Regions from separate parts of the Homo sapiens genome. Here region 2 is linked to region 1. Evidence: read pairs that join two places in POLR2A ChIA-PET (ENCODE). Cell type or tissue: Caco-2. All regions are shown on one strand. Region 1 holds the start of HOXB9 (homeobox B9). Region 2 overlaps LOC105371811 (a long non-coding RNA gene).

What was found. ChIA-PET counts read pairs that join two places held together with the same protein. Peaks named below come from ENCODE experiments on the same cell type or tissue, not always from the same donor. Only the 100,000 strongest peaks of a DNase experiment are listed, where the experiment ranks them.
Region 2: POLR2A ChIA-PET joins it to region 1 with 10 read pairs; 2 of 35 experiments call an interaction of 5 or more read pairs at or near these places.

Annotation. Positions count from the first base shown.
Region 1 is chr17:48,621,442-48,629,441 of GRCh38, forward strand. It overlaps HOXB9 (homeobox B9), which reads right to left and starts at 4,917. Exons shown (of 2, transcript NM_024017.5): 1 at 4,312-4,917; 2 at 1-1,694. The coding sequence starts at 4,828. The coding sequence ends at 1,459. HOXB-AS4 (HOXB cluster antisense RNA 4) reads left to right here and starts at 7,257. Exons shown (of 2, transcript NR_046611.1): 1 at 7,257-7,417. RefSeq lists an enhancer at 3,770-4,447 and a silencer at 5,858-6,013. In Caco-2, no CTCF peak of the experiment used is centred here; DNase peaks (open chromatin) are centred at 3,840, 4,570 and 5,240; H3K4me3 peaks cover 2,354 bases; H3K27me3 peaks cover 3,076 bases.
Region 2 is chr17:48,740,035-48,748,034 of GRCh38, forward strand. It overlaps LOC105371811 (a long non-coding RNA gene), which reads left to right. Exons shown (of 3, transcript XR_934823.2): 3 at 3,090-3,431. Among named protein-coding and RNA genes, the nearest start is that of HOXB13, 15 kb to the left of the region's middle. In Caco-2, no CTCF peak of the experiment used is centred here; no DNase peak of the experiment used is centred here.

The DNA.
Region 1 (8,000 bases):
GGAGCAGGGGGAGGAACGGAAGCAGAGAGTAAGCTTCCATCTGATGCTTAGGTGCCATTTTGCCCCTTTCCTTTGCACGCGGGACTGTTTCCCAGAAGCGCGCGCACGCACCAGCCACGCAGATCTGCATCCAGGCCCATGAAGCAGGAGGCCAAGCCCGGCCCTGGGGCGGGTCTCCTTTGGCGCTGGGGCTAGAGCCGCCAAGCCCGGGGCTTCTCTGCGTGGGTCGAGAAGCCGACGGGATTCGGAGGAACGCGCAGAGCGTTGCGCGCTGGGGCCGTTGCTCCTCCCTGTCCCAGACCACTTGTCCCGGAAGGGAGCTTGGGAATCGATTCACAATAAATTCTCATTCGGACTCTCCTGGCCTGGCTTTCCTGTCTACAGTGGGGTTGACCTAGCGGGGAACGGAAGGTGGAGGGATTTTTCTACAAGGGGCGGCTTGACTTGCGGGTGCAAGGTGGATACGACCGAAGAGAGTTGATTTCAGAGCTAGGGAGGGTGCGGAAGAATGCAGGGCCGGTCGAGAGCAAGAGAAGCTACAGTCTGTCAAGTGGTGCACAGATGAACAGGAGGACAACATTGTCAAGGCTCTACGACCCACAGTTTGACCTTCTTTTGTTGGAAGGAGAGGGAAACATCATGCGGAATTAAACATTTCCTGCAACAAAATGTATATGTTGGTGGGAGGTGGGGAGTAGCTCCACCTAAGATAGCTTCATAAAACCACGTGCTGCCTTTTCTTGTACTTTCTAGCCCACCGGCTTGGGGGCTAGGTTTGCTCCATCTTCCCCATGGCCCTTGGCCTGAGAATAGTTGGCAACTCCATGGGAATGGTATGGCAATGCTGCAGCCTTTGGGCTGCAACACCTCACTCAGGAGTCTGCCTCTAGACATCTCCCTGGTGGGTATTTGCATTAGGGGTAGAACCCGGGCTTGCCTGACAGTCTGAGGGCTGTTTTGCCAAATTTGGTGTGCGATGGTCTGCAACTGGAGTGTCACCTCACTTGACTGAATGGTGGTTGTGAGCTCACCCCATTACTGTGTGTGGATGTCTGCTGAGCTGTGTAGAGTTGGAGTGTCCCTGGGTGACTTTTGGGTGGGTGTAGAGAAGAAACAGGCAAGCTGGAAGTGAGGGGCTAGGACTTCCCAGAAAAATTACAGGGCATACTAGGAGCTTGACTGGGGTCTCTCTTTCCTTGTGGCCCATCACATTCTTAGGAACCAACTATTTCTATCTTCTAAATCAACAAAACTTTCTCCTGACACCTAGAGAGAAGAGAGAGACAGGTAAGGGCAAAGGAAAGGAGGGAGGTTCTAGGTGCAGATAAAGGACTTGGAAGAGAGACTCCCTTCCCCATTCACTTGAATACATCCCAGACAGCACTGGCTTTGCAGTCGTCACATAACTAAGAGTGAGATGGGGAAGAGCTAGGGAGGACTGGGGGTAATCTTTAATCTTTACTCTTTGCCCTGCTCCTTATTCATTTTCTTCATTTTCATCCGCCGGTTCTGAAACCAGATTTTGACTTGTCTCTCACTCAGATTGAGGAGTCTGGCCACTTCGTGCCTACGGTCCCTGGTGAGGTACATATTGAACAGAAACTCCTTCTCTAGCTCCAGCGTCTGGTATTTGGTGTAGGGACAGCGCTTTTTCCGGGAAGAGCGAGCGTGCAGCCAGTTGGCGGAGGGGTTGGCTGAAAGAGAAGCAGCGATAGAATCAAAGAAAGGAAGGGGGTGAAGGGCCCCAGATCAAGAGGGCACTCCCTTGGTCTCCACTCCCCATCTTGCACTGGAGAAGAGGCCACCTGGGTCTTCAAGCTCCCAGGAAGGGTGTCACAGATGGGCCAGCCATTGCTATAGACACCTCCAGGTGAGAGGCTGTGTGGAAAGGATGGAGCCAAACGTGGGCCCAGGCTTCCTCAGCACTTCCAAAGCTCTGCCTACATCAAGTTCCCTCTCAATTTTTCTCTACTTGGGTCCAAACTGCTTAGGACTCAGGTCAGAGTTCAGCATGGTTGAAGTCCCACCAGCAGCACTCCCAGGCTGACTAGGGGTGGGTGGCTGACCTGAAGGGTCCTGGCTCTAGGAGGTGAGAGGAGGAGTTGGGTGGGGAAGTGAGATGTCTGTTCAGTCACTGCATTTGGGGTGTCACTTCACCCCAAGAGACCTCTCAGCCCTTCAGTCCAGTCCCAATATCCCCTGCCTTGATCACAAACAAGCTTGTGTCTCTAGACCACATGGCAGCAGGCATGTGTGTCTGCGTAGAAATCTCCCCCCCTGCCACCACCACACACCACGAATATGGGTCTGCACTTAGAGCCACAAACAGCCAGCACACTCCAATTCACACGCAATGCAATTGCAACCATTTATCAACTCCAGCTTATGGACAGGGGAGCACTGGGGGCTCACAGATAACTTATGGTTGCAATAGTCTCTCTCCTTTTCAGCTCCTGCTCAGCTCACAGTTTGGTTAACGCAAGTGCAGGGAAATTAGGGAATAAAATTGCTCCAGTCCCAAGGTGGGGAGCCAGGGGTGATGTGGAGGTAAAAGGAAGCCCTTCACAGCACACCTAGCCTTAATTGATCCTATGTGGGGGCTGGAGGGGAGAAGAGGGTAACCGAGTGGAAGAGAGGAAACAAAAATATATACAGGCTTCTCTTCTTACCTTCTCTCCCCCTACTCTGGAACTCAAAAAAGTTGCCAAATAAAGCTAAGCCAATTAAAAATAACAGCCACCAGCTACTAGCTTCCTTCTCCCCAAGTGAAAAACACTGGATTTTTTTATATAAAAAATTTGGTTCATCCTACACTAAGTACCGTGTCTTACCAATTTGCAGCGCTATTTCCTTAATGTGATTGCCTGGGATGGGACCCGCAGCCGCATTAAATATGAAAGAGGGAAAAAACTGTTAATAATTGATCCTAGCCAAATGGCTGCCTTGCCATAATGGGCTTTTCAGGCAGAATTTGGGGGTTTAGGGTGGGGGATCTGTTTGGGAGTGTGCGGGGAGGGTTGGGGAAGAATGTGTTCCCTAAATGCCAGCTCTTAGGATTCCACCTGGCAGGTTGGAGGTGACAGGACCCTGCAAGGAATGGGGCTGCTCTTTACTCTCCAGCAGGCAAGGATGCTCTAAAGGGCCCTGGGGCCACTCCGTCAATGGGAAATCTAGCAGGGCAAGGAGAGACTAAAACATCCCTACTTCCCAAAAAGAGTAAGAAACGAGGACCTGATCCACCAGCCTGCGAGTCATTGTTTGAGGCTGAGTTCCCTCACCGATGAGCCCTTCTCAACCTTAAAAATAAATAATAGGAGAACCCTCTCTTCTCATCTAGTAGCACCTCCTGAAAATCAGCCAGACTTGGCGTTCTGGCCGGGGTGCTTTTGAGGAGTGGGAGGTGACGGGAAACTACCCACAAAGGGTAAAGTTCTCCGCCTCTCTGCAACTCTCTCTTCCCCCCACCCCTCCTCTCCCCGGGGTCCCTTCGAGATGCCCCGATATTCGGAAGCGATTCCCCGACTCCCCAAGAGGCGGACAGCCCGGGCTGGGGCTCGGGAGCCCCGCAGAGAGCAGCGGGGGACCGCAGAAAAGGAAGCGGTAGCCCCTGCGAGGACGCCGAGGAGGAGAGGGGCCACCGGAGGGAAGGCTCCCGGGGAGGGGCCGGCGCATCCGGGGAGGGGGCTCAGTCACCGCGTCCTGGGCTTCCCCCGCCCCTCCTGTCGCCGGTTGCGGACTCTGCGCGGCTACAGCGCGAGATCTGCTAGGAACAATCCTCCGCCAAGCTGTTGCATCGCAAATAAAATCCTAATGAGCTCCCTCCCCCTTCCCCTTGGCCGGCTTTTACGGTCTGCGCGTGGCGCGGGGAGCTCTGCCAGCCGCACGGCCCCGGGCAGCCCAGTGCGCTCCGGCCCTTGCCCTCGCCGGCTCTCGGCCTCGCTGGCCGCTGGCCCCGGCCCCCGCCAGCTCCTCTCCCGGCCGTCGCCGGTCTCTGGCCGGGCTTTCAGCTGGGGCCTCCGGGAGAGAGGGGGAAAGAGGGCCGAGAGAGCTGCAAGTCGATCCCCGAGCCCCTGTTCCCCGCAGGACTTGGAGAAGTGGGGGCAGCGCTCCTCTGGCGGCCTCAGTCTCCCCTTCTAGAGCACGCAGCTTTCCCCTTCCCTCCGTCTTTCCTTCCTCTCCCCTCCTCCTCCCGGCCCGCTCTCCGGCCACCGCCGCAGTTTCCCTTCACATTGTCCGCAGTTTATTGCCTTTCCCCTCCCCGCCCCCCTCCTGGCCTTCGGCCTGGGTATTTCCTCACTTTTTATAACTTACTTTGATCCGGCCTCTCTTTGTCCTCGCTTCCTTCGCAAATTTTATTGTCCCCGTAGCCGGGTCTTTGATTAGACAGCACGGCCTCCCTGCCCGCCGAAGTTTCCAAACTGTACTCGGGCGTGCCCTGTTTGAGCAGCTCCCCAGGCGCGCCCAGCAGCGGCTCCGCCTTCACCGCCGCCTGGCCCTGCCCCGGGGCCGCTTCGCCGCGCGGCGCCGGCTCCAGCCAGGTGCGGAGGTACCTGCTCTCGGCCGGCGGGACGCCCTGGGGCTGGATGTAAGGGTGGTAGACGGACGGCAGGCTCCCGGACGCGTGCGGGCTCAGCGGCGCCCAGGAGGCGCCGAACACCGGCGCTTTGGGCTGGAAGCTGCACGAGGGGAACTCCAGGTGCTCCGCGTGGCCCGGCTGCCGCGAGCTCGCGTACTGGCCAGAAGGAAACTTGGCTGGAGGCGCGTCCTCACTCTCGTGACTTATGATCGAGTCGACATAATAGCTGCTAAGCGTCCCAGAAATGGACATTCTCAGACATTATCCGGGCGCTTGCAGGGGGAAGGGAAGCGCTCGCGCGGCGGCGCCCAAGCAGGGAGAGGTGGCACCCGGACCGGTGTGAGGGCTTTCGGACGCGACCCCCCCAGCCCCCCACCCTCCCACCCCCACCCCCTGCTCAACTTCTCAGCCAACAAAGTACAGTGGAGCAGCCCGTCTCAGCTCTCCTTGCAAAATGATTGGTCAAAGTTTTTCCGACTGCCTGATAAAGCGTCAGCTCCGACATAAATCAATCGGGCGAGGGGGCTGCGCTCTCGCTGTCATCCGTCCGCACCGCACTCCATATCGAGGATGGATTGTTTTATGCTGATGCAATGTGCTATCACGTCAGGGCTCCGGCGGCCACGTAACCTCAGCCCCAGCTACCGGCCGCCCGGTCCCCCCCTCCCGCTGCAGGAAGGGGGGCAGTTCTCAACATGGGGCGGCGGGGGCGGAGGAGAGGCGGAGGGAAGCGGCGGGCTGCCTTGGGAGGGACGCAGGCTGTAGAGCCCTCTCCCCAGGCGGGTCGGGGAGGGAGGGAGAGCAAGGGCGGAGGGAGGGAGAGAGCCCCAGCCCGGGGAGAAGCCATAGAGGCCCGAGAGGATACTGGAAGAGGAGGTGCTCCTGTCCCCCCACACACACCTCCACCCCGCAGGCCCTCATTTCCTCTTCTCTTTCCCCTTGACAAAAGATGTTTATTAAACAACAACAGCAGCAGCAATCCACAGGAGATGAAGTAAAATGATGAGGGGAAAAGTTGGGGATTTTAGGACGTTGTCCGCTTTGGAGGGGGCTCTCCTTGCACTCTTTGTAGAGATTTACATGACTGCGAGCTTCCCTGGGCCCCTCAGTAGCTGAGGGAGGAGGAGAGAGGTGAATAAAACGACTGAGTGTCCAAGAATCCACTATCTGTCCTGAAATTAGAAACTACTTGAGGTTAAAGGGATCCATCAGGTCCCGGAAACGTGAGCCTAGGAAAGAGTTTAATACAAGGAACCAGAGCGCCTTTACATTTATTGGGCCTTTCTCTGACTCTGGCCAGAAGGATGGATTTAAGATGGTGGTGGTGACGTGGGGGGTGGGGGTGAGGGAAGCCATTTCTCCTTTTCTCCACTGAATAACCACCCAGGCCCCTAAATTTGCCCTGATGAGGGAGCTAAATAGGAGAAAGGGTTAAGGCCACTTTCCTGAGGTGTGACCAGAGCAGAGGCCTGGGAAAGGATCCCCAGTCAGCAAGGGAAGGGGTCCCAAGTTATCTCCCCTTCCATCCAAAGAGGAAGGAGCCTGGGCTGAGTTTTCAGCCCTCCTGTACTACTCCTCTCACCTGAGGCTCCTGCTCTGGAGATTTCCAAACACCGATATAGGGGCCAGTGTGGACAGCGAGCCCATGGTCAGTCTCTTCCCCTCACTGCCTTACCCCCTGCAGACCCCTTCATTGGAGCTTCCAAATAGCCCTTTTTATATATATCTATTCTGTGGCCCTGCACAGGGACTCCCCCGGGGCCCACCGACTGGCTTCCTCGCTCCTCTCCCAGCCCCTGCTCCTCAGCTTCTGCCCTGGTTGCAGTCGCCTCTCCTGGCACTTGGGGAGGTGTGACCCCTGGACAGACCCAGTTCTCCTCTGGTTAGGCTCAGGGGTAGATTGGGGTGGATTTCTCGGCAACTCTCTGACTCTGAGTCCTAATAAGGCAGGCTGCCCTCAGTCCGGTCCTTTTAGCAAAAGAGGGGCCACTCTAACTTGAGTCCGTATCTTTTTGGCCACCTACCCCTCTGCCTTGTAGAAGGCTGCGGATCACCTCCCACACAGGCACACACTCCCACCCGCTTGTCTTTCCAAATGAAGCCATCTCGTGTCATTACACGTGAAATACGAGGGTGAAGCGCCATATTTCTTCACATTATGGCGATTTCAAAATGATTTTTTAAAGATCAATGCCGGCGCCCATCTGGCCCCCTCCTTTCCCACCCCTGCTCTCCGAGGGTGACAGCCCGGCAGATCCGTAACCAAACAGCATGAAGGTCTGCCTTTTCCATAGGACCCAAGTGGGGAAACAAAAATCCGATGCAAATTCTTCCAAGCAGAGGTTGGACGCTTGGGAAAGTCGAGGGAGCTCCCCGGACTCACCAGCGAAAAAGCTGGGCACTGAGCGAATGAATCACAGTTAAGGCAAAGCACCTGTTCTCAATTTGCCAGCCCTATGAAGTCTGCTGTTGGCTTTACCTGTCATAAATACACTCTTCAGGAAAAAAGATTCCCTCCCCCGCCATAAATAATGGTGTTATGAAGCATGGTGGGCTGAGTATATGATTTCTGTAGTATATAAATTAGGGCCTAAAAGGACATGTTTACTACGGACTGGGGTTTTTTTATTTATTGAAAAGTCACAGCGCTGGGCTGTCCTTAAGACCCAAGCAAAGCAGGCACTGCGCTCTGACTGCCGTCTTCCTGGTTCCCCTTCCCTCTCCTGCCCTGACTTTGCAGCTGCCTCTCTGCAACAAGAGAGGAGTCAAGAGGACCACTCAGTTTAGGGAAGAAGTTAGAGGAAGAAGAACACTTGGGCTGATGGCTTGTGCTCTACAAGGGTGAGTTCTCCCAGCAGACAAGATTTGGGTTTGTGGGTTGCTGTCTGTCTGAGGAGTTGCCCTTTATTCCCTGGTGGCTCCTGAGTGCTGGGTGAGAAGGGGACTTAGGCCTCTTTTCTGAGATCGGAACTTAGCCTTTGCTCATGAAGAAGCTGGAGAGTGGAGACAATTTTAAAATGACAGGTTTTGGAGGTCTTGGTCTTCTCAGGGAGCAATGACTCCAGAGGAAAGAGAATGAACTGGCCCCTAAGCCCTGTAGTCTGCATCCCAGCTCTTTGCCGTCCAGGTAAATGCACCAAGCAAGGAGTCCCACCCCAGCCAAGCTTTCTGGAAAGCACTGCTGCCCCAAACTGGAGTTCAACTCCAGCTCAGGCAAATGATTAAAGGGTCAGCTGAGAGACTGTGGACTCCCTCCCACCAAAAAAGCCTTGTTTTCTCCCCAGACAATGGTACCCACCATGAAGGAGGATAGCAAACAGGATTGTGGCTCCTGGAGCCCAGCTTCCAAAGACACTTAGTAAAGGGGTTGCTTCAGTGGGGGTCACCTTATCCTAAGAGAGCAAAACTGCTCCATACCCCACCC
Region 2 (8,000 bases), 120 kb after region 1:
ATGGAAATAAATTTCATTATATCTCATTAGTATCTCAAACTAATACTAAAAACAGACTTAAGATATTTGGGAAATTATTAAAGGGAAAAGGGAAAAATTAAGGAATTTGGAAAAATCAAAACATGAACTCTAAAATAAAGAAACCCGGCTGGGAGTGGTGGCTCAAGCCTATAATCTCAGCATTTTGGGAGGCCGAGGCAGGTGGATCCTTGAGGTCAGGAGTTCAAGTCCAGCCTGGCCAACATGGTGAAACCCCATCTCTACAAAAATAAATAAATAAATAAATAAATTAGCCGGGCGTGGTGGCATATGCCTGTTGTCCCAGCCACTCGGGAGGCTAAGGCAGGAGAATTGCTTGAACCCGGGTGGCAGAGGTTGCAGTGAGCCAAGATCGTGCCACTGCACTCCAGCTTGGGTGACAGAGTGAGACTCCGTCTCAAAAAATGAAATAAAATGAAGAAAACCCTTTAATACACTGTCATCTTTTTTATCAGTGCCCCCCATGACTTCTAAAACTACAAAAGTGGGAACCAATTTCTGTCCTCTTCCTCCCACCCCATTCCTCCCACCCTGTTTTACTTTGGAGGCTGAGTCCACATGAGTAACAAAGGAGCTATACCTGGCAAATGTTCACCTAGAGTTGAATTGTGGGAGGCTCAAACTCCTCTAATGGCTCTGTTACCCACACTGACAGCAGAAAACTGTCATGTTTGGGTCAACAAGCATGGTTGGGTCAACCTGGTGCCAAAACACCTTCCAAGCCTGTCCCTTCTATGGGGGAAAAAAATGGGTATTTGGTGGGCACTGAGGATTCTGAATTTGATTTTATGGGTGGCTCTCAAAGCCTCACCCTTTAAAATTGAGGGTGAACATTGGTGTACATGTGTGGTTTTTTAGGACATGAGCCTACTGCTTTATTCTTTTCTTTTTCTTGAGACGGAGTCTCGCTCTGTTGCCCAGGCTGGAGTGTGGTGGCGTGATCTCGGCTCACTGCAACCTTCGCCTCCCGAGTTCAAGCGATTCTCCTGCCTCAGCCTCCTGAGTAGTTGGGATTATAGGCACACATCACCATGCCTGGCTAATTCTTGTATTTTTAGTAGAGACAGGGTTTCACCATGTTGGTCAGGCTGGTCTTGAACCCCTGACCTCGTGATCCACCCGCCACAGCCTCCCAAAGTGCTGGGATTACAGGTGTGAGCCACCGTGCCCAGCCTATTGATTTGTTTTCTAATGGCAAATTTTACAGATACAGAAAAGTAAACAAAAAAGTGTAATTCAACCCCTCATACCTATCACTCAGCTTCAACAATAATCAACTCATAGCCCATCTTATTGCATTTCTTTCTGGAGGTTTTTTGTTTCGTTTTGTTTTGTTTTGTTTTGTTTTTTTGAGACAGAGTCTCACTCTGCCTCCCAAGTAGCTGGGACTACAGGCGCCCACCACCACACCTGGCTAATTTTTTGTATTTTTAGTAGAGACAGGGTTTCACCTTGTTAGCCAGGATGGTCTCCATCTCCTGACCTCGTGATCCACCCACCTTGGCCTCCCAAAGTTATGATGAGCACCGGGCTCAGCCTTCTTTCTGGAGTATTTTAAAGCAAATCCCAGACTTCTTTTCTTTTTTTTTCTTTTTTTTTGTTCCAAAATTCTTCAGTTTGAATCTTTAACAGGTTTAAAAAAATTTTTTTTTGTTTTTAGAGATGGATCTTGCTCTGTCACCCAGGCAGGAGTGCAGTGTCACTGAAGCCTTGAACTCCTGGGCTCAAGGGATCCCACGCCTAGGACTACAGGACTACAGGCATGTGCTACCATGCCTGGGTACATTTTTTTTTTTTTGGTCGAGACGGGGGTTCCCAGATGGGTCTCAAACTCCCTTGTTCAAGTGATCTGCCTCTTTGGCTTCCCAAAGTGGTGGGATTATAGGCATGAGCCACTGCGCCCAGCCTAGTTTTATTTTATTTTTTGTAGAGACAAGGTCTCGCTTGTTGCCCAGGCTGGTCTCTAAACTCCTGGCCTCAAGGGATCCTCCAACCTTGGCCTTTTGAAGTGTTGGGATTATGGGCGTAAGCCACTCTTCTTTTGCTTTTTTTATATATAACCTTTATGTGATTGTCACACAGGACAAAATTGAGAATAATTCCTTAATACTATCCATGTTTGAATTTCCTAAGTTTTCTCAAAAATGTCTTTTTACAGTTAGTTTAAGTCAGGATCTAAACAAAGTTCATACATTACATTTGCTTGATGTCTCTCAACTGTCTTATAACCTATAACAATTGCTCCCAATCCATTTTTCATGCCATTACTTTATTTAAAAACCTGGGCCAACCCAGTTCTCAAAAGGTATTGGACATCCTCAGAAAAGATGACTGCTCTATGTTGAACCAAACAACTGATTCTTACAGGTTTCTTCCTCACTTGTCCTCTGGCTGTGGCAGCCAGATATGGACAGGAGAGCTACATCCTTCCCTCCACTCCCTGCCAAAGAAAGGAGAGCTGGGATAAGCAGTGCCCTCCCCTGCCCACCCACTATGTCACTTTCTGACTCCCTTTGGTCCCCTCATTGCTCTTGGAGTGAGAGACCTCATTCCTTCTCTCACTGGAGGCAGCCAAGAATGGGATCCTCTGGTGGGTCTTTGGATTATGTAAGTTTCAAACACTGGATACACAGCTCCAGATCTAAAGGCAAGATTGCTGCTCTAGAGGCAGGACTGTTCATTTCCTGCCTTGGGGATGCACCCAGAGGCCTGAATGCTTCCCAAGGAAACCAAAGAAAGAACATGGTCTGTTTCAGAGGTGGAGTGGCCAGTCTAGCTCTGCCATCTCTCACTCCTTCCTGCCTTTAGGGTACCACTGAGGTGGAAAGCCTGAACTGCTGTCTCTGCTCTGGCTTGTGCTCAAGCTGTGTGTCCTTGGACTGGCCATCTCCTCTCTGCAGCCCTCGGTCTTCTCATTTGTAAAATGGAAGTGATCCTCTCTGCCCATACTTCCTTACAGGGCTGCTTGGAGACAATCAATCAAGATGAGGGAAATTGAGATTCTACAAAGAGTGTGATGCCTACATAACAAAGTATTGTTTTTCTCACAGTTGGTGGTATTTGAGGAGAAGGTGAAGATTTTGGTTGGAAGAGGGACCAGCAGACAAACTTGTTCTCTTGTGTATAAAAAGCCATAACACGCCCCACATCCCTCAAGCTAGGAAGAAACCTGGGCTGGATGGTGACCCACTGGAGAAGCTGTGACATCCTAGCATGGGGAAGAGTACCAGGATGCCCACTCCTCTTCCCCAGGAACCACCAAGGAGCCTGGAGCCTGGCTTTATCTCAGCCCTGAGTCCCCCTCTCCCGGTGCGCACACCCCTAACTTTTTTTTTTTAGATGGAATCTTGCTCTGTCGCCCAGGCTGGAGTGCAACGGCAGCTCACTGTAACCTCCACCTCCCAGGTTCAAGCGATTCTCCTGCCTCAGCCTCCCGAGTAGCTGGGATTACAGGCGCGTGACTCCATGCCTGGCTAATTTTTGTATTTTTAGTAGAGGTAGGGTTTCACCATGTTGACCAGGGTGGTCTGGAACTCCTGATCTCAGGTGATCTGCCTGCCTCCACCTCCCAAAGTGCTGGAATTACAGGTGTGAGCTACCGCGCCCGGCCAATCTGGGGCTCCTAGCTTTGGTGCACCAACTACTCAAATCCCCAACTTCTCTCCAAGAGGAATTTCAAGAAACACTGACCAATCTGGTTACAGAAGCTGAAGGGGCCCCAACCAGGCTGCAATAAACCTGCTTTACCCTTCTAAGCTGAAGTCTCTCTTGCCCAAAACTTTGTTCTCTGGGACCTGGTGAGAGGGTGACTCCGTGAGTGCAGAATGCAGTGCAGACGTTATTGAAGAGGCCTCACATTTTTCATTTCCAGACTACACCTAGCTCGTAAGAAGCCAGGGAATATAATAAATTCTCCCCTGCAGGACCTGGTTTTAATTAATTATTGGGTTATTCAAGGTGACTCATGTGTGAAATGCAATGTGCACTCGTAAACTGAATCTCACATAATCCATTCTAAGTAACTGGCTGCGAGCTATCCTCTCCAGAGACTTACACAAAACTTATATTTATCCTTTGAGGGTCTTGGGGCAAAATGTAAGGGTGACTTCAGTTTAAAGAGAGCTCACTTGGCTGGCTAGGGGTACTAAGAAACTGGGTCTTGTTTTCTCAACTGCTGATTTGATGAGGTTTATTTCTTAGAACATCTGGTGTTTTTATATGTATAGTATATATATAAGATATATGTATACGTGTATACACACATATACATTTATATATTTTAGTCATTTGTTTTGCAGTATCTGCAAAGGATATGTGAAGCCAGCTCATTGCAGAATAGAAATTGATGCTGAGTTTTTCTACAGCTAACCTGGCAGCTGAAGCTCCTCCTACTGCCAGGACCTCTGAAATTTGGTCTTTATCACCCACGATCCATGTTCATCTCACATCTCAAGGTCTCTCCTGTACAGCGTGGAATTGCTCTTGTCTGGGATTTATATTCCCTTCTGTGTAACTTAAAAACTCCAGGCCCCATATCTTCAAAACAGGCTTCTGTTCAGAATGGGTGTGAGTCTCCCGCAAAGAGCCATTAACACTGCAGAGCCTCTTGGTCTGCAGCATTAGGGAGTCTACATTTTTGAAACCATTTTGGGATGGTAGGGTTGGGGGCTGAGTCTGTTCATGTAAACAGGATCTGGAAATGGTGAGGGAGTGCATCTGGCTACTCTACATAGCTCCACCTGTTTGCCAGGTGCCTTCTCCAGACCCAGGCAATGCAGAGGAGGGGGTTGGGTGGGGGAGGGGAAGGGATCCAAGGGAGACTGTGAGCCCCCTACCCAGAGTTCAGCCAGAGAAGGAAAGGGAGACTCTGGCATTGCACCTGGGTTCCTGCCCCAGAAAAGAGGGTAAGATCTGATTTTTTTTGGCGAAGGAAGGAAGGAGAAACTGAAGGAAGAACGGGATGGTTTATTTTCTCTCAGTTTTTGTCTGACCCCTGGGTTGGAAGTGGAAGGCTCTGCTAGGGGCCCTGCACTAAGCCAGTTCTGAGCGGAGGAAGCCTCCAGCTTTTTTTCTTCCTGGTTTTCTTTTCCCTTTTGCCTCCTTTAATTCCCTTTCTTGACCTGGAAGCCAGACATTTTTTTTTCTAGGTAAAAGAGAGGCTAGATTCCAAATACCCCCTCAGCTCCCTGCAGACCCTGGAACTCTGTCCTGACTGGTCCCTGAAGTTCCTCTGGGCCTTCCAAACAGTGGATAAAGTCTGTGTCTCAGCTAGAGTCTCAGCCTGGAATTTCTTTTTCATGCATGGGCAGGCCTAGGGACTCTAAACTTTTGAAAAAAAATAAAATTTTCTTCCTTTCTCTGACCTACTTGAACTTTCAGTTCCAGGAGGAAGGAAATAAATGTGATGTAGTTTCAAAGTATGTGGGAATTTAATAAATGCAGGCCGTGGAGGGTCACTTTCCCCATGAAGACAACTTTATCTGCCCCACTAGGCATCTGAAACAGTGCCATCCGAAACAGTGCCATGCGAAACAGTGCCCACAAGCACCCACCTGCAAAAAGACACAGTGACGGAGCAACAGCAGCTGCGTCCTTACACGCAGATGAGCTGATCCAGGCTTTGAAGGAGCCAGTTAACCAGAGATGGGTTAATTCCTTTGCCAGACCAGAGGTATTGAATCCAGAGAACCCTCACTCCAGAGAAATGGAAGAAGTCTGTGACAGACAGGCAGAGGGACAGAGGGACAGATGGGAGCTCACATAGGGAAAAGAAAAAGGATGAAAATTGTAGTTAAAGAAATCAGGGACTTTCAGGGCACGCAGAGCAGAGCTGATGGGAAGTCCCAGAGAGCTGGATAGGAGGGTAGTGGAGGCTGGGATTATCCAGAACTTGTTTTAACACAGGTATACCTGGCTCGGCTCAGCACCTGCTAGGTTGGCTTTCTAGGATGACAAAATAACCAGCCAGCCCTGCCAATTCTGGGAGAAATCAGCCAGAGCCATTGTTTGGCTTGTCTTCGACCAAACAATAGTTGATTGGCTGGAATTTTCACTTTCCCTGAGTTGTTAGCTCCTGTAAGGAGCTGGTCAAGTCCCCTTGCCCTTAGCTAAGAGTAGACCCCAGCCCCTTCTCTCCCGGCCAAGAGCTGATCGACCTGTCAGTGCAGGAAAATCTCTCAATTACTCACCTCTACCGATTGAATATTGAGAGGGAAGTGTTTTGGTTTGTTGCTTGTAAACAAAACAATCTAGAGTGATCCAGAAGTTTTATCAGCTCTAATCTCATCTCTTTCATCAAGTTATAGGCCCAGAATCAGGACTAGAGACCCACCCACATTTTTAAAGCCCCAGACAGCCTACACGTTTGTGTGTGTGTGTGTGTGTGTGTGTGTGTGTGTGTGGTGTGCGTGTGTTTGGTAGCCTGTATAGGGAAGTTTTTATTTTTATTTTCATTTTCATCATTAGTCTTATTCTTGGTTATCTCTACTTGTTTGATGTGACAGAGCCACAGCTATATTCACAACAAAGAAGGCTGAAGCATTTGGGCAAATACTCAGATTCTAATCTCCGCCCCAACCCCCCACCCCTCCATTTAGCCACATCAGTCAGAGGGCCCCCCGCCAGGGGAAAGAGAGTGGAATGGGGGATTGAGAAACAAGATTCCAAGGGCCGTGCTTGGCTGACAGTGGTCTTTCCTTCTTTTAGTAGTTTCTTTGGAGGGACTGATGAGGGACAGCAGAATCCCCAGGAAGGGAGTGGAGGAGGTGAAATGCTGCCATCAGTGAAATGGAGAAAGAAGGAAAGCGGAGGGTTTGCTGGTTCCGGGGGGGAGTAAATCAGTCGCTTTATAATTCCACGATGTTTGCATCATTTTGGCTTCTGAGAGGCTGCGTTTTGAGGAGACACCAGAAGCCTGGGAAGTTCGCTTACTGGTTCTCAAGTCAGAGTCCCCCTTCCCGGGGCTCCTTCTGGGGACTCCGGGGGAGAGGGATCTCTCTGTCCATCCTGCAACTCCTCTCCTGGCATAGATGCCCCGCACCCCCACCTTGGGCCATCCTTATCTGCCTGTTCCCCATCACGATTGATCCTCCAGGGTCGCCAAGGCTCCTGCTGACTACAAAAACATCCCCAAGATTCCCTTCTTGACCCGGTTCAGGCATATCTCTTTATACTTCCATGTCTCCGTTTCTCTATATTTTTACTGTGGAGGACTCAGAAGAGAGCTGAGGCTATTGTCCGGGGAGGAAAGGAATTCGGGCAAATTTGTGGGTAGGGGCCCAGACCCAAGACCCGTGTTTCTCCTGCGTGGGTTGGAGTCTGTCTCAGGTCGCTCCAGGGACATCAAGAGCCCGCGCCGCCGAGAGCCCGCGCCGCCGTCCAGCGGGAAGCAGCGGACCCACAGGGGCCTCCAGCCGCCTCCCCGCTCCCGCCCCGTGTTTCTCCTGGGCCTCCAGCTCCGTGGAGAGAGCTGAGAGTTCTCGGCCCGCGGGCTTCCTCACCAAATCCCCAAAAACCGACGCAGGCACAGAGGGCTGACTGTGTTTTGAGTAATGCACGCGAGGCAGTCCAATCCGGCGAGATGGCCCGAAGCGGGGCCCAGCGGTCGGGGGTGTGGGTCTGGAGAGAGAGGGTCTCCCCACTTCCTTCCTCCGGCTGCTCGGTCACCCATCGACTACCCGGGCGGAAGCGGGGCGCAGAGGGGCGCAGAGGGAGGCATTGCCCTCCAGGAGTATCTATTCCCATCGGGGTATGGTGAATGCCATCTAGGCCCATGCTCCATTCCCAGGGCCCCCTCGGTTCCTCCAAAGGCGTCCACCCAGAAGCAGCCCCAGTGTCGCGCATTGACTCCCGCCGGCCAAGTCGCCGCCGAAACAGGATCTCCTAAAGCGGGCTCCACCGGGTCCCAGGGCGAAAAGGTCCGAAGATCTACGCTGTCGGAAAGACCTGGAGAACTCGGGAAG